Regions from separate parts of the Homo sapiens genome. Here region 2 is linked to region 1. Evidence: chromatin loops called from intact Hi-C (ENCODE). Cell type or tissue: MCF 10A. All regions are shown on one strand. Links, peaks and the distances in the headings refer to the core of each region. The heading gives the core; the rest is flanking DNA.

Evidence for each region. Hi-C counts contacts between places; a loop is a spot of excess contacts. Peaks named below come from ENCODE experiments on the same cell type or tissue, not always from the same donor. Only the 100,000 strongest peaks of a DNase experiment are listed, where the experiment ranks them.
Region 2: a loop joins it to region 1, with 29 times the contacts of the local background. A loop is called at or near these places in 4 of 110 quality-filtered maps.

Annotation. Positions count from the first base shown.
Region 1 is chr7:108,591,672-108,602,209 of GRCh38, reverse strand. It overlaps LOC105375448 (a long non-coding RNA gene), which reads right to left and starts at 3,836. Exons shown (of 4, transcript NR_187939.1): 1 at 3,785-3,836; 2 at 632-777. RefSeq lists an enhancer at 8,114-8,755. In MCF 10A, for the core only: a CTCF peak has its summit at 5,409; no DNase peak of the experiment used is centred there.
Region 2 is chr7:108,177,399-108,185,398 of GRCh38, reverse strand. It overlaps NRCAM (neuronal cell adhesion molecule), which reads left to right. Exons shown (of 33, transcript NM_001037132.4): 21 at 785-982; 22 at 1,088-1,158; 23 at 2,479-2,704; 24 at 3,462-3,577; 25 at 4,972-5,176; 26 at 7,287-7,409. Among named protein-coding and RNA genes, the nearest start is that of LAMB4, 51 kb to the right of the region's middle. RefSeq lists an enhancer at 3,338-4,130. In MCF 10A, for the core only: a CTCF peak has its summit at 4,172; a DNase peak (open chromatin) is centred at 4,158.

The DNA of each region.
Region 1 (10,538 bases), core at 1,306-9,305:
TTGTACTATGAAAATCAGAAAATACAAAAAAATTTTAAATTCCGGGCCAGGCACTGTGGCTCACGCCTGTAATCCCAACACTTTGGGAGGCCAAGTCAGGCAGATCACTGGAGGTCAGGAGTTTGAGATCAGCCTGGCCAACATGGTGAAACGCTGTCTGTACTAAAACTACAAAAATTAGCTGGGTGTGGTTATTGTGCCTGTAATCCCAGCTACTCGGGAGGCTGAGGCAGGGGAATCACCTAAACCCAGGAGGTGGAGGTTGCAGTGAACCGAGTTTGTGCCACTGCACTCCAGCCTGGGCAACCGAGTAAGACGCCATCTCAAAAAAAAAAAAAAAAATTAAATGCCTGGCCAACTGTGAAGAGATGATTCAACCCATCAGCAGAACAAACATTCACTTGGATGATAGAAATTTGAAATTTTATAAAAGTCCATCTTACCCAAAAATCACTTCCACCAGTATCCTGCAGGTACCCAAAATTCCCAGAATTAGAGATTTACCCCACAACAGATTTTGAGCAGACCGTATATATTGTATAATCCCATTTTTGTTGTTTTTTAAAGGAGTATATATTTTCATGTCTGTTTATTATTTATTCATCTTACTATACATATGTTTGAAACTGACCCAAATCAATTTGTGCACAATCCTCAGATTGTTCTTGATAGACAGCTGTTGCTTCTAACAATTAGAAGTGGGGAATAGTTATGATATCTTCTCCTACAGCTCCTCACGAGGCAGTGCAATGAAAGCAGGTCTCAGATGGACTTTTGCTGAGGGAACAAAAATTTTATTAGCAGGCAGGCACAAACATAGTCACCATCTCCCCTTGTAAGACCAAGTGCCAGTTCTCTGTTCCTTTAGACACTCCAACTGACCTTGTATTAAAGGTTTATCAGAGGCAGATGTGACAATAGTCTACCTACAGTACTCAGTAAACCTAGTTGGAAGTAAATGATAAAATTCTCCCTTTTAAATGCACAGAGGACAGAATGGACTCTTAGACCTAACATGCCATGCAAAGTGTATAGAATTGGACTTAACTAGACTCTTGTTCCCTATTCACCAAGGACAGGAGTACCTATATAATATTTCTAGCCAATTCACACATCTTAATCTCTAGTAATTTTACTAAGGAAAAAATATCTCTAATATCCATTATACTAAATAAATTTTAAAAATAACTGGAAAGCTTGCAGTGTGTTCTAGGTTCTTCTAGAGTGTGGCCTTCTAATTAGTTTTTTATTGGTAACTAATCATCTCTGGAGTATTTGCCTTGACTAGGGCATGTCAAAGGTTAACTAATCAGCCCTAAGGTATTGATTAAAGCTGAAATACAGATACTTAAGTATTTTAGAATAAATTATAGACCATATAATGATATGCATTTTTCAAAGTCTGAGAGAATAACTAGCTAATTATTATTAGTGATTATCTCTGAAAGAATGGGATTAAGAAGACAGAACATTTTTCTTGGCACTCTTTGGTGTTATTTGAAGAAAAAAAGCAAATATTACCTTTGTGATATAAACATACTAATAAAAGTTGTTAAAGGCTAAGATCAATAATAAATGGAGATTTATTTGTTTGAATTAAAGGTTTACCTCTGCCCACCTTCAGAAGTACACAGCAGTGTTCCAGGTGTGTTGAAAAAGCACAGGATGAATAAGGCATGTCTTTCTACAACGTGAATTTTGCTAGAAATTTTAGAAGGGTGAGGCCAAGTAATTTAAAGGGTAGGCAATTTAAAACAGATTTTAAGAACTTTCCCTCAAGACTTCCTTCTCCCAAGGCTTCTTTCCCCCAGACTTACTCTCTTACCTCCTGATATGGCTGTGTCAGATGTTGGCTGTGTCCCCACCCAAAATCTCATCTTGAATTATAATACCCATAATCCTCACATGTCAAGGACAGGACCAGGTGGAGGTAATTGGATCATGGCGGCAGTTTCCCCTTTGCTGTTCTTGTGATATTAAGTGAGTCTCACGAGACCTGATGGTTTTATAAGCTTCTGGCATTTCCCCTGCTTGCACCCATTCTCTCTCCTGCCACCCTGTGAAGAGGTGCCTTCCGCCGTTATTGTAAGTTTCCTAAGACCTCCCAAGCCATGCAGAACTGTGAGTCAATTAAATCTCTTTTCTTTATAAATCACCCAGTCTCGGGTATTTCTTTATAAGCAGCATGAGAACTGACTAATACACCTTCCATCCTACCTCTCTGAGCCCCGTTAGAGATACTCATTCACTTTTTTCTATCATTAGAGGATTGCAGTGGGAATGTTTGAAGAACAATGCTCGATTTTATTATTTTCTATTAATACTTGTGAATTAGCAGACTCTCAGAAATCATTATCAATCATTTACCTACAAAGGCCAGAGAATAACTGAAAAAGATGAGTAACTGGTGGCAGTTGGTGGTTGGGGGAGTTGAGAAGGAAATGCATGAAGGAGAGGAAGAATGAATAGCCTGAAATTCAGGTAAACTGAGGAGGGGTACCCTGAACCCTGGGAACAGCCAAGCCATTAGCCCTCTGGGGACTGGAGCTCTGAAAAGGTGCGTGGAAGGAATGAAGCAGAGAAGGAGGAAGTGGAGCCAAGAGGTCAGGGAGCATTAACACCAATTAATTTTCCTTCCCAATCTTATCCCTTCCCAGCAAAAATATAGACATATGTTTAGCGGCAGTTGGGGCCATGTCAGTTATAAGATTTGCTGCCAATGATACACATCTGTCAGCTTATTTGCATCAAGCAAAAGAGCTGAAGCTACAATTTGTGTTTATGATAAATGAAGATTTGGAAGACATTTGCTTTCCCCCGTCTTTTGCTTACTTAAGCATCATGCAGATACAAAAGACACTGCCAGAATTTGCTTAGACAACACTGAACATGGGGGTAGGAGTGAGAAGGAAGGGAGAAAATCACTATGAAATATTGCCACTTTCACTGCAATTCTGGACCCATCATTTTAAATTGTGAAATGCCTGCTGCTGAATGCGAGAAGCAGGAGCCTTTCCTGATTTGAAGGCATTGGCAGGAGGCTTCATTTGTCAGGGAAGGAAAAATGCATAATTCAAAGCGAAAGTCACCTGGCCCCGATAACCTGAAACAAATGAAGCAAAACTTCATTCTTTGGTTCAACGCCAAGGAACCAATCCTGTACCTGCAGATAGGGCAAGTTTTTCCCCCATTTCTTACTCCCTGTTAGGTGCTCTAAGCACCTAATGAAGGAAGAGGGATGAGAGTTGACACCAGAACATCATCAGCATAACTGCTTTTGTGTATTTGACTCCAGTGGTCTTAGGGTTTCCATCTGTTTCACTCATTCTTGCCCTCTCTCCCTCTTCCTCTGCACACAGGCAGATTTAATTCTGTGTCCCTGTGTCTGAATGATTATAAGCCACTCCAGAATGTTTGCTTCCTTCTCTGATATTCTTCTCTTTCCCCTGCCTTTTCTTTGCTTCATCACAATTTCTGTCCCAACACCCCGCACCCCCTGCCGCCACAAATCCAAAGTTTAATTCAGGTAGCGAGCACATGACAATGAGTTACCATTCATCCATCCCCCATCTTTTTTACAAATATTTATTTACAGCCTCTTATGGATGAGATGCTTGAGAAGGGAGAAAAAGCACTCCCTGCCCCCACCCCTACTTTTGCAATCTATATTCCTAAGAGATTCTGAAAACTCTGCCCCTAAAGTGACTATAAGCTGTTCACAGTTGTTATCTGTATAGATTTATAAAGAGAGGGTATTACATAAAAATTACAAATCTATTCTTACAATGCTCAGTGATCCCTGGCTGAATGCGACTCTCCTTCTTCAGCAGCTAAGTAAAATGAGCCAGCCGAGCAAACAGAATCTGGTGCCCATGGCAACATGCATTACTGCTTTGAACTTGTCAATCTGTCACTAGGAAATCACATTAATGGGATGTTTTTCTCTACAAATAGCTTTTGTTTTCACATTTTAATTACAGGGCTAGATTTTTCTTGATTTCTAAATTCTTCAAAGACCTATGCAAAAAGGAAAATAAAAAGTAAAGTTGTATCAAAAAATGTCCTTGAAATTCCAAGCAGCCTTTTAGTTGGGAGAAGAAGGGGTAAAAGGGAGAGACCATGTATATTTGTCCCCATACTTCCTGCGACATGACCAAAAAGCCAAAGGCTTAAGCAGGTACTTTACCATTTTGCTTCTTTTGGATAGTTTCCTCATCTGAACAACAACAACAAAAAAAGACATCTTCCCCACAAGAGTGTTATGAGGTTTAATTAAGGATAACTGCTAAGGATTATCAATTAATATTGCTAGTTAGTGCTGGCTAGGGGAGCCTCCCTTTCCCCTTAGGCCCTGAGCTACTTTATTCAGTCATTATAGGCCAGAAAAATGTTCATTTTTTACATGTTTAATTGCTTAAGGGTAGTCCATGGTTGTAGAAGTTTATGAACACATTTTCTGAACAAATTAGTAAGTTCATTAAAAGAGCTAAATTAGAATTAATTTCCACTACTGAGAAAGCTGGGGAAACAGGAGGTGGCAACTATGTACTGCTGTGTTTTCCAAGGGAAACTCCAAGGAAGAAAGAGTTGGACAAGATAGAAAGAAACTATGAACATTTCTTTTAAGTTGCAAATCTTAGTACTCTTCCTTCTGACTTCAAAACTAGCTATACGTTAAAAATGCGGGGAGGAACCATTCTGATTAAAAAAAAGACAGTTGGTAAACTGAGTTGTGAAAGTCTATCTCTGTAATTCTTTCTAAATCTTATCATTCTGATTTCTGAAAAGTGTGGAAAGAATAAATCTATGCAAAATGTTTTAAATTCACTCCCAGGCCCTGGATTTACTCACTTTGCCCACCAGCAGGTGTTTGAGATATAGATATACAAAGAACTGTACATGTGTGTACAGCTGAATGAGTGCAGTTTGATGAGTTCGGACATCTGCACTCACCCATGATACCAGGACTGCAGTAAAGGTAGTAGACAGACCCAGTACCTCCCGGAGATTTTCCTTAGGACATTGTTGCCAGAGTAAATCAGACCAGCCTCAGCTACTTCCTAACAGTCAATGCCTCCTGAATAGTGCCTCCCAGTAGAACAAAACATCTACAGGGTTCAGAATTCATCGTTAGACGAACTGGACCCATGGGTCCAGTTTGGTCATGTCGTGGGAAATATGGGGACAAACATACATGGTCTCTCCTTTCTACCCCACCTCTCCCAACTAACAGGCTGCTTGGAATTTCAAGGACATCTTTTGAAACAACATTACTTTTCATTTTCCTTTTTGCCCAGGTCTTCGAATAATTTAGAAATCAAGAAAAATCTAGCCCTGTAATTAAAATGTGAAAACAAAAGCTATTTGTAGCAGAAAAACATCCCATTAATGTGATTTCCTTATGACAGATTGACAAGTTCAAAGGGCGCAAGCAGAGGGCAGCCATTCCTGCTCCCCTCAGTGACTCGCGCTGGCTCTCACAGCTTGCTCTTCTGTGTCCTTGAAGGAAACCCTAAGCAGGTCCTGTATATTTTCAGGTCAGTCTCAGGTAATTTAAAGCCCTCTGAGCATTTTAGGCAATAAAATATCTGACCAAATTTACTACTAACACTTTAGTCTTTTATCCAGTTTTACTCTCTTCTTCCTTCCTCAGGCCAAAAATCCTGCAGTGGAGAAGTGCAGAACATCCCACTTCTTTCTCATCCTTGCTATACTTAGTATGACACTCTGGGACCTCTGGATGGAGCCACAGTGAGAGAAGAAGGAGGAGCGAGAAGGTCCCAAAAGGTTTTACACCTGGGTACAGTTGTAATCTTGCTTTGGGGCCCACTGGGCTGAGAAAATGGCCCAAGAGAACTCTTGTGTAGGACTTCAGTAGTATCTTTAGAGACCACTCCCCATGACTCAAAGGATCTCTTCTCTGTAGTTCCTTTGATGCTGGGGGACTCCTCCAGCAGGTGCTGTTGGACTTCCTGCTCAGCCCCCTAGTTCCCAGTATTCTCCTCTTATGTTGGGGTCACTTTGACCTGGAAAGCATTCCTCTAGGATGAAGACCCTCTCAAGGCAACCCAGTCCAGTTGCCTTCCACAGTATCCATACCTAGCCAAATACTGATTCACCCCTGCTCCCCAAACCCTGGAAGAAGAGGCCATCCCCAGCACAGTCCTGTCTCCTTCCCCGAAGTTCTGGGGCAGCTCTAGCCATACCCTCTCCCATGAGATCTTTCAACAGCGGTCAGATTTCAGTTTTCCTGAAGTGCATGTTGGGTAGGGACAACAGAGCCAGGTTAAGTGTCTACAAAGTCATCCTCACTCTGCATCTTCCTTGCTTCTCTTCTGTAGACCTGAGGTGGGCATTGGAACAATGGCGGCAGAACCAGAGGTCACATGTCTTTGCATGTCTGGTCCATTGCTTTAGACTGCGAGACTACTTGACATCGCCGTATTGCTCCCAGCCTGTGGCCTCGGCCTTCCTCTGACACAACAAGAAGTGTTGCATTTAGTATCCTGTTACAAGAAGTTGTTTTTGCTTGTTTGGGGCTTTTGATAATAAGATGTCCAATGATGCAGAAATATAATAAATAATATACATGTATATGATGGGGGTTGTGGCAAAGAGAGACTTCTGAAGTGTCCTGAAGGATGTGAACAAATTTGCACAAGTAGTTCAGAGGCCTTCTAAGAAAGAAAGGATCAAGGCCGGGCGCAGTGGCTCACGCCTGTAATCCCAGCACTTTGGGAGGCCGAGGCGGGTGGATCGCAAGGTCAGGAGATCAAGACCGGCCTGGCCAACATGGTGAAACCCCGTCTCTACTAAAAAATACAAAAATTAGCCGGGCGTGGTGGTGGGCGCCTGTAGTCCCAGCTACTCGTGAGGCTGAGGCAGGAGAATCGCTTGAACCCAGGAGGCGGAGGTTGCAGTGAGCTGAGATCATGCCACTGCACTCCAGCCTGGGTGACAGAGTGAGACTCAAAAAAAAAAAAAAAAAGAAAGAAAGAAAGGATCAAAACTCCAATACTTTATATCAAGATTCACCACTGAAATCTGTGAACTGCATTGGTACCGACCAAACTTAAGGGGCAAAGAAGGCCGAAAGGCCCCTTGATTTAAAAACAAAAAAAGAGAAAGAAAGAGAAAAAGAGAAAGAGAGAAAGAAAGAAAGAAAGAGAAAGAGAGAGAGAGGCAGAGAGGGAGGGAGGAAGGAAGGAAGGAAGGGAGGGAGGGAGGGAGGGAGGGAGGGAAAGAGAAAGAAAGAAAAGAAAGAAGAAAGACAAAAGAAAAGAGAAAGAAAGAGAGAGAGAAAGAAAAGAAAAAGAAAAAGAAAATAACCAAGAGAAAGGAAAAGAGCCTGTGAGCTAAGCCCAGCATCAAGTCAGGCAGTCAGTGAGGGTACTGATGTTAGGTCTTATCTGAAGATGACTCCAGCATTTCTAGGGGCAGAGTTCCAAAGATCCTTGTCCTTGGAGAATTTGAAAACTCACAGTTTTATTTTCCTCGTATCGATAAGCCTCAATGTGAAATGGAGTATTTGATTTACTGAAACATGATTGTTTAATAGCTCACACAATTCAGCCCTTAGATGAGAAAGTATATGTTAATATCCATGATTTCCAATAAATATAGCCATTAGATTCAGGACAACCTGGGACAACTGAAAGCCATAATCCGTAATCTAGGAATTGACATTAGAGGAGAAGAACTTTCCAGGTAATGCCAGTCATTAAACCTGATGAAGTAGCAGAAGATACTGACCTCCTAATATATATGCTATGAAAAGTGACACAAGGCCGGGCACAGTGACTCATGCCTGTAATCCCAGCACTTTGGGAGGCTGAGGCAGGCAGATCACCTGAGGTCAGGAGTTCAAGACCAGCCTGGCCAACACGGTGAAACCCCGTCTCTATAAAAATACAAAAAAAAAAAAAAAAAGCTGGGCATGGTGATGTGTGCCTGTAATCCCAGCTACTCAGGAGGCTGAAGCAGGAGAATCTCTTGAACCCGGGAGGCGAAGGATGCAGTGAGCCAAGATTACATCATTGCACTCCAGCCTGGGCAAGAGAATGAGACTCAGTCTCAAAAAAAAAGAAAGAAAGAGAGAGAGAAAGGAAGGAAGGAAGGAAGGAGAGAAAGAAAGAAAGAAGGGAAAGAAAGAAAAGGAAAGAAAGAAAGAAAGAAGGGAAAGAAAGAAAAGGAAAGAAAGAAAGAAAGAAAGAAAGAAAGAAAGAAAGAAAGAAAGAAAGAAAGAAAGAAAGAGAGAAAGAAAGAAAAATAAAAGTGACACAATAAAGATGCCATCATTGGTTGCTTCCATCCTACCTCCTGCCAAGAAGATTGACAATTCACCTGCTGTTCTGGGGATTTGGCTCCCTGCTGATCTCTTTCTTTCCCATAAGTGCTGTGAAGATGCTGGCTAGAACTAGCAGTATTCTGAGTAGCATTTTTAATGGGAACATTTGATCTTGCAGAAGAATGTTTGTTCTAAATTAGGACATCCGTAGACACCACAGACATGTAAGGAAGAGTTTTGCATCCAAAGTAGTAGAAATATCATTAATGGGATTTTGACAGGGTGAGGATTTTCAATGGCCAGAAGTCACTGTTAAAGAATCAGGGAAGTCCTACAACAAATAGGCCTTTTTAATAATGTCTGTCCCCACATACTCTGAATTTATTGGGCCACAATATTGAAATATTGTGGAAATGTTCACAAGCATGCCAATTTAGAAGACATGCTTAGCATATTACCTTTCCAGAATAGCTAACTGCCACCTGGCTGAAAAATGGATCATAACCTCTGCTCCACAGAATTGTGAGAATGAGATGGCTGATGTGAAAATGCTTGGCACTGTACCTAATACATAAAAGCTGCCCAATGAGTACAGTATTTGATGAACCCAAATAGGAATCCAAATCTATACGAGGAAACAGGACACTGAAAAGGTATATTTCAAAATATACCAGGTGCACCCAAGGAAGACAGGTCCCAGGCAACCAGGCACAACCGTACACCCAAAAGCAAGGCAGAGGAAACCAGTGAGGAAAATAAAAGGAAAATCTCAGCCTTTCCACAGTGGAACTTAGGTTGGCACTCATTCTACCCTCTGGTCCCTCCTTCTGATTTAATCCTCTCTTTTATGGCCCACTCCAAAGGGCAAAAGCATGCATGAGGCACAGATAATAGCTAACAATAGAAAGACAGCAACAGAACATCGAAGGAAAAGAAAAAATCTGTAGATCATTTTAAACCACACTGCAGCATCCAGGCTGTACACAGCTTTACAGCAAAGCACGGCCCCCATCTAGTGGGGAACCAGAGGTGTCTAACATTGGTATTTGCAAATGTGAAACCCTCCTCCACCCTCCATATTAAATTTGGCAGCTGTTCCAAAGCTATACACCAATTAAATCATGCTTGACAATCATATTTGTTTCTGGCTACTTAATTCATTCGTTTAGTCCAGTAATAGATATTAACAACATTATATTCCCTACAGCAATGCAAACAATTACAGACATTTGTAATGTTCCAGCTTCTGCTGTGTCACAAATGCTAATACATCAGTGAAATTAAATGAAAAAAACCCTGTCCCTCAGGCAGTAACTCAAATACAATAAGGATGATTTTATCCTCTTTCCTAGTAATAGTGAAAAAAATAAAGAAGCTGACAATTTTGAAAAAAAGTTTTCACCCTTGGGCAACATATTTTTTAATCCAGCTGATTAAAACAAATGCTGCATCTTAAACTGCAATTAGGACAATATATACCAAGTGATTTTTATAAGACATAATAGCACTAAGACTGCAAAGTTACTCTTTACATGGTAGTTTATTATAGAAAATACTTCAAGATAAGTGAAAAACAGCAACCGACCACCCAGTCGCAGTCAACAAATAAAATTAAGTATCTGAGACTTTAGTCTACAGTTTCCCATCACTACTCAAAGTAAATGGAAAAATAAAAGAGACTTTGGCAAATATGTGACTGCATACCACCAATACAAGAGCTTTCTAGCCAATTAGCAGTATGCTTCTTTCTGAAATGAAATTGAATGTAATGTTTCTGCATTTTTATTATGCAGCAGCAACTATATAAACTGTTACAAATCAACTTCTAATTAAAAGCTTTAGGCCGTCAATAACAAAATGATAATCATTTTTAATAATGTGGTGCTTATAATTCAGTGGAAAAGTAGTAGGAAGAAAGTAAAGTCAGAGAGCGTAATAAAAAGAAAGCTTTAAACAAACTGCAACAACAGAGTTTAGAGAGTAAGAAGTTTGGATATAGCCATAATAGAGAATAAATTCATAATCTTTTATGATGTTCTGTGCCTTTAAGATAGCAAGACAACAGAACGTCCTCAGAAATGAGAATGGAAAGAGGGATGAGGAGACTTTGAGCCTAAAGACATTAATGCAAGTAGGAGGGGTGGTCAATAATAGGAGAAGAGACAAGTTTTGTAGTTAATTGAGTTCTGCTCACAGTGGAAGCAAGTTGAAAAAGAGATCACCAAAGTTTAGTGACAATTAACACAGATGA
Region 2 (8,000 bases), core at 1-8,000, 420 kb after region 1:
GTTTAGTCAGTGTCCTGTTGATGGATGTTTAGGTTGTTTGCAATTAGGTTGTTTCAATTGCAAATAATACTACAATGTAAATTATTTCTCATGTGTGTTTGAGCCATTTGTGTGAGCCCATTTATTCAAAATAAATTGCCAGAAGTGAAATTTAGTATGCGCCTTAAATATTGACAGATTTTCTAAACTGTCTTATATAGAAGTTGTCCCAACTTACACTTCCTACAAAGTCAGAGAATGCTTGATTCCTTGTGTCATAGTCAACGAAGTGTGTTAAACCTTTGATTATTGCCAATATGTTTAGTGGAAAATGGCACTCACTATATTTAATTTATCCTATTATGAAAAAAATTTGATCATCTTTTCATATATTTAAACTTTTTAGGGATATATGGATTAATTCTAAACAGTTTTAAGTAACTAAATTCAGCATGCTAGAGAAAGAATACCAGATTTGGTAAAATCTAAAACTGTTTAGAATTAATCCATATATCCCTAAAAAGTTTAAATATATGAAAAGGTGGTCAAATTTTTTTTGTAATAGGAGAAATTAAATTAAATACAGTGAGATGCCATTTTTCCACTAAAATGTTATCATGTGTGTTTATATGTTGAGGATAATGACAACTCTGAAATCAAAATATTTTAATGGCATTTTTCTTGAAAGTAAAATAATTCATGTTTGGTTGCTTGTGTTGGGTTGCCCTGTTAGTTATTGCTGGCAGCTACCCCTGAGTTGACTGAATTCACGGTCTTGGGTTTGGTGTGTGTGTGTCGTGACCAGAATTCATCATCGAATATGAAGATGCAATGCACAAGCCAGGGCTGTGGCACCACCAAACTGAAGTTTCTGGAACACAGACCACAGCCCAGCTGAAGCTGTCTCCTTACGTGAACTACTCCTTCCGCGTGATGGCAGTGAACAGCATTGGGAAGAGCTTGCCCAGCGAGGCGTCTGAGCAGTATTTGACGAAAGCCTCAGGTAAAGCGGGAAAGCGGGACTTCTAGGGTACGAAATATAATAAAAAAGTTTTCCACTCTTCGCAAAAGGCCAAAGCTTACACATGTGTGGCTGCTTAACTTCCAGAACCAGATAAAAACCCCACAGCTGTGGAAGGACTGGGATCAGAGCCTGATAATTTGGTGATTACGTGGAAGGTGAGCTATGATGCCTTCAAATTTATTCGCTATTTTTTAGAGTGAAAAAAAAGTTGTTTGAAAATAATATCTACATTAGAATCTCATTTCACCTATTTCTGGGGAAAAAAAATATATATATATATATAAAGATACATATATATCTTTACTTAAGAGGCAGTATTATATAGTTGCTAAAAGCTTGAGCTCTGGAGTCAAAATGATTTGGTGCAAATCCCAGCTCTGCCACTAACTCTGTGATCTTAGGCCAGTTGTTTAACATGTCTGTTAGGCAGCTGTATGATGGGAGTAATAATAGAACCAATTTCACAGTATTAAAGGAGCTAATACATATAAAGCACCTAGAACAGTGCCTAGCATATACACATGCTCAAAAAAATGCTAGCTAGTGTTATCATAAAGAACCACCTGGGGCCAGTAGCTCACGCCTATAATCCCAGCACTTTGGGAGGCCGAGGCGGGCAGATCATGAGGTCAGGAGTTTGAGACCAGCCTGACCAACATGGTGAAACCCCGTCTCTACTAAAAATACAAAAATTAGCCGGGTGTAGTGCTGCATGCCTGTAATCCCAGCTACTCAGGAGGCTGAGGCAGGAGAATCGCTTGAACCCAGGAGGCGGAGGTTGCAGTGCGCCGAGATTACACCACTGCACTCCAGCCTGGGTGACAGAGCAAGATTCCATCTCCAAAAAGAAAAAAAAAGAGCCACCTGGAAGACATGCACCAAGCCATTCCCAGCAGTCAACTTCTTTAGTGGGGAAAGCTTATCTGTGTTTTCTGGATTTGGAAAATTAACATATATTTACTCATAATTCAAAACCTATTTTAGAGCCATACATGCATACTTAGACATGTATACATATATGTACATACTTATATTTATACAAACATGTAGAAACAACAGAATGACAGGCTAGCCTTTTTTTAATAAAGAGGAAAACAGTCTAAGTTTCCATCTGCAAATAAAATGGACAATGATGTACTATTGCACAAACAGGAATATAAAAAGGATTCTATGTGACCGAAATGTCTAAAGAATCACCATCCTTGACGGTAGAGCCAGAGTTTGAAAGGTTTATGTGATATTTATTGCATCAAGATAGTAGTTTACAACCTTTGAAATGTTGATCCCAAACAAGCTTTGAATCTCATTGCAAATGCACAATTGATAGAAGGTCCCTGGAGAAAATGGTTAATAGCTTGTGTTTTAGTATTTCAATGATCACTTTCTGTAGGTCTGGGAATTGAATTTGCTGTTCCTGTAAAAGATTGTGCAGTTGATTTGTGTTATAAGCTCTGGTTATTTGGCTTTCCTTGTAGCCCTTGAATGGTTTCGAATCTAATGGGCCAGGCCTTCAGTACAAAGTTAGCTGGCGCCAGAAAGATGGTGATGATGAATGGACATCTGTGGTTGTGGCAAATGTATCCAAATATATTGTCTCAGGCACGCCAACCTTTGTTCCATACCTGATCAAAGTTCAGGCCCTGAATGACATGGGGTTTGCCCCCGAGCCAGCTGTAGTCATGGGACATTCTGGAGAAGACCGTAAGTGATGCCATTTCCTACTTTTCCCCAGCAAAACAGACTTACCAAGGTGCAAGCCAAGGCCATTTCTCCTTGCTCAGGTTGCAAGGGAGGGAGGTGGCAATTATTTTGCACGACTTCTCTGAATTTAAACAGCCTGCTGTGTAAGAAAGAGAAGTTCAGAACGTTCAAGGTGATTGCAGTATAGTTGTCCCTTGGTATCCACAGGGGATTGGTTCCAGGATGCCCTGCCTTGGATACCCAAATCTGCAAATACTCAAGTCCCACAGATAGCCCTATGGAACCCTCCTATATGAAATATCAGCCCTCCATGTCCGTGGGTTTTGCACCCAGGAATACTGTGTTTTCCATCTTCTTTGGCTGTAGATGCAGAACCTGCAGATGTAGAGGGCTGACTGTATTTTGGGGGGAAAAAAAAATCCAAGTGTAAGTGGACCCATGCAGTTCAAACCCGTGTTGTTCAAGGGTCAATTGTACTTTTTAAAAAATCGTGTTTTCCTACTCACTGATGGTGGGAGGATCCCTTGAGTCAAGGAATTTGAGTCTAGCCTGGGCAACATAGCAAGATGCCATCTCTTAAAAAAAAAAAATCTCTCACAAAGTCAAACAGATACCCCAAAATCTGTGTTCAAGCCTTAATAATCCATAGAATAGGTCTGCAGTATGCTTCAAGCCAAAATTATTAGAGAGAGTCATATTTATGGATGAAATTAAAAATAACATTGATACTTCTACCACTTCCCTGTCCTTTTCCTAGTCCCAATGGTGGCTCCTGGGAACGTGCGTGTGAATGTGGTGAACAGTACCTTAGCCGAGGTGCACTGGGACCCAGTACCTCTGAAAAGCATCCGAGGACACCTACAAGGCTATCGGGCAAGTGAAAGGGGACCTTTTGTGGCTTTATTTAGTAAGGGCTGCAGCGAATGCCACTTGTCATGCATACCACAGGAGGTGGGGCTTATTTGTTTCATTGCTTTGTGAACTTGTGGACTGAAGAGTTCATTTCGCTCATTGCCTCAGGTAGCCACTGCCAGAGTTGACTTGAAATCTCACTGCATCCAAAATTAAAAAAAAAAAAAGTTTTCTCCATTTTTCCCACTGATGATCTAACATTCTACCAACTAAGTATGTATACAAAATGGGGAAAATTAATTTTTTAAAGACCTAGAATATTACCAACTCTAGCTAGCTTTAAAGCAATATGGACCACATGTGTTGAACACACAAAATTATCCTGATAATCATTTAGGCATTTTTAAAATAATTCAGAATATACTTTAAGACCATATACTCTTAGCTAGGTCATTCTTATAAATATCCATTATCTTTGTTCTTGAGAAGTACTGAAAGATAAATATCCATTATCTTTGTTCTTGAGAGGCACTGATTTCATATTTTTTACTGATAGGCAGCCAAGCGTACAGTCACTACTTTGATTTGTTAAGCCTGACCCCTAGAGGTCACTTTTTGTACTACATCACATTCAACTTTTTTTTTTTCCCCCTAGCATTGCCAGATTCCATGTAAATGTTGACTTCTCCTGAAAATGCCTTTAAATTCATAAGAATTTAAGAAGACTTAGTAAACAACAATTCTGGATTTGTGACCAAAATTAATCAGTACTTTCTTATCCATCTCTCCAAAACCTGTGCCTGCAATCGAATACAAAAAAAAGTATTTTAAACTAAGTGATACAGTTTGATTTAGTGGAAAAATTCTAGACTTTCAGTGGAGGATCCCCTGTGGCTCTTGATACCTCTGTGGCTGTGAAAGTCACTTAGTAGCCCACACGTTCATCTGCACCATATGAATAACAGTAATAAAAGCCTCACTGTGGTGTTTACAATCACTACATGATAGGTTGTACGTGAACATGTATTAATTCTGGAAAAATATGTAAACATTGGGCAGTAATTTTTATTTTTAGAATATTTTATACAAGTAAAAGACTTAAATCCTATTGTCCTCCATTTGCCTCATGTTCTAGAGAAAACCACATGGGTCTCGTGCTGTTTTCATTTTCCTTAGACTCCTACGACAAAGTAGTGTAGCCCAGCTTTGTCATGTGGCTGTAATTTAATTTCCCTCATGATCTATGGGCTTCTATTCCTCTTGCCTCAGAATCAATATCCATCAGTTTTGCTAGTAATTTTCTTCTAAAATATACCAACGGAATTTTCTGGAAAAACAACAGTTTCAATTTTGTGAGCATAAGGAATCTTGTTTGCTCCTTTCTGCATTCCTGACTTTCGTTCTTGCTGTTTCAGATTTACTATTGGAAGACCCAGAGTTCATCTAAAAGAAACAGACGTCACATTGAGAAAAAGATCCTCACCTTCCAAGGCAGCAAGACTCATGGCATGTTGCCGGGGCTAGAGCCCTTTAGCCACTACACACTGAATGTCCGAGTGGTCAATGGGAAAGGGGAGGGCCCAGCCAGCCCTGACAGAGTCTTTAATACTCCAGAAGGAGGTATGGAATGGACGTGTCTCTAAGATCTCAGGAACATATGGCATGGCCTGAGAGGTTTTGCCTGACAGAAGGGCTACTGATCAAAGTATATTCTGGAAGCCAAATGTGATTGAAATTTCTATAGATGAATACAGCACACACAAAGCTACCAAAATGTCAGATCATATGTGGGCCTAAGTGTACATAGAAGGCTTCAGAACCCAAAATGCTGCTCTGAAATGCCCTCTCCCGTGACTTAAAATTTTTCTCCACACACACTGTCTGAAACCTTGTTACTTTGACATTTATTTGGATCATTAACTTTCTGACCTGAAAGAGGTTCCATAACTTCTCTGAATGTCAGTAGCCTCATCTGAAAAGCATGAGAACCAAATTAGATAACCTAACAAAAACACCTGGAAAGGAAAATATTTCTATAAGTTATAGTTTACTTCTATAGTTTCTTTCTTAGTGCTCTTTTCTAATTTATTAGAAAGTTGAACCGAGTTAGAAGGTTGCAAGTCTTGACCAAGTGGATTGGGAAGAGGAGGGAAAAGTCATTGCAGATATGGGCAACTGCAAGGGAGAGAGTAAGGAAGGACCAAATATATATTGATCCAGGAGTCAGGGGAGAAGGAATTTGGACACAGGGACAAGGGAGCCTTGTGGGTGAGGGAAAGAGGGGCCCATGTAGTAAAAAGGATGAGGATTTGAAAAGGAAATAAAATGGGTTTTACCTATTTTAAATTTTGCAACAATATGCCACTATGACAATGGCCAGATAGCTTCTGTAGCTTGCTTAGCTCTTTTTGATAAAAGAAGTTCACAGAAGATGGACCCCACCCTGGCTGCTGATTGAAAGATTCATGATGCAGGCAGCTGCCCAGCAGCCTCTGAGAACCACCCTGCATCCCAGCTCCCATCTCATTGTAAGTTTTTGTCGTCAATCTCACTGTCCCTTAGAGAGTCAGGGCTCTTCCTCCTCGATGTTTTCACAAGCTGGGGACTGTAGTCCCTTAGGGAGACAATGAATGGGTTTAATGAGCTCCATGAGCCTCCTAAAATTGTATGCAAGATAAATGTATATTTTTCCAGGGAGTGTTTATGGCTGTCATCAGATTCTCAAAAGGGTCTGTGATCCCCTAAAGTAAAGAACCACTTATTGGGTTGGGGAAGCTTAGAAGCCTAGAACTATGTGCCAGGCATGGTTTTAGGACCAGACAAAGACATCTAGGGGCCTAAAGCAGGGAAATGACAAAGAAGATGGGGATAGGAAGAAATGGATATGATTTAGATTAAGGAAGTGGAGTTAGTGTCTGAGGAGAGGGTGGAAATGAGGCAGATAGGGAAGTTCAGGTTGACTCTGGTTTTTGGCTAGAGTGACAATAGGGAGAGTGGTTCCATTAGTTAGTTTCCAGGGGCAGTGGTAGGGGAGGTAACCATTGTGAGAGAGAGCTGCCACCAGCCATCATCCTCATGAGGAAGTGAATAAAAGATGAGCAGACATGTTTCCTCTGGTGATTTGCCAGCCTCTGCCACAGAGAACCTGAGACCCCTCGGGCCTTCCCCAGGGCTGGGGGTGTGCCAAGGTTGGGCTTTTGTCCATTCACCACCAGATCCTGGGCAGCTGTCAGCTCTCAGGATAAGAACGTTTCTGCACCTGGGCATGCTGGCCCAAAGCCCAGCAGGCAGGGCATTCTGACTGTTTGGAGACACCTGGTTTGTTAGAGAAAACAGTCCTTAATGGTCCAGAACACAGCTGCTTCCACTCAGATCCAGTTAGAATAGTTTCACTTGGTAGCTAGTTTGCTTCTATTAAGACACCATTCATGCGTCAAACAAGTACTGCCTCTTTTTAAAATATTAGGTTTGAGTCCATCTAAAGGCAAAGTCATTATGTGTTTTGAGAGGATGGTTTTATTAAATATAAATGTAAATGACAAGAGAGAAAAAGGAAGAGAATAACTAAATGGGTGCCTGTCACAGGTTTGTACTAATGTATTTTCAGCTGAATCAGGAATGAGTTACTGAAACTCAAAACCTTGAATCGTGCGAGCACGGTGAAATGTCAATTTAATACATGTTGAAACATTCAGAAATCTTTGTGTTGACTGTAAGTTCTCACTGTAAGTCCCCAGTGCTCCCTCGTCTTTGAAGATTGTGAATCCAACACTGGACTCTCTCACTTTGGAATGGGATCCACCGAGCCACCCGAATGGCATTTTGACAGAGTACACCTTAAAGTATCAGCCAAGTAAGCTGTTGGGAGGAAGAGAAGGGGAAATATGTTTTTTTATTTTATTTATTATTTTAATTGACAAATAATTATACCTCCTCATGGGGTACGTAGTGATGTTTCGATACATATAGTGATCAGATCAGGGGAATTCGCATATTCATCTTCTCAAATATTTATCATTTATTTGTGTTGGAAACATTTAATATCCTCCCTCTAGCTGTGTAAGGAACACCAGAACTTAGTCTTTGTATCTAGCTATCATTTTGTATCATATATATATATACACACGTATATATATATATACGTGTATATATATATACACGTATATATATACACGTATATACATATATATATATATATATATATATATATATATATATTTGAGATGGAGTCTCGCTCTGTCACCCAGGCTGGAGTGCAGTGGTGAGATCTTGGCTCACTGCAAGCTCCATCTCCCGAGTTCACACCATTCTCCTCCGTCAGCCTCCCGAGTAGCTGGGACTACAGACGCCCACCACCATGCCCGGCAAATTTTTTGTATTTTTAGTAGAGACGGGGTTTCACCATGTTAGCCAGGATGGTCTTGATCTCCTGACCTCGTGATCT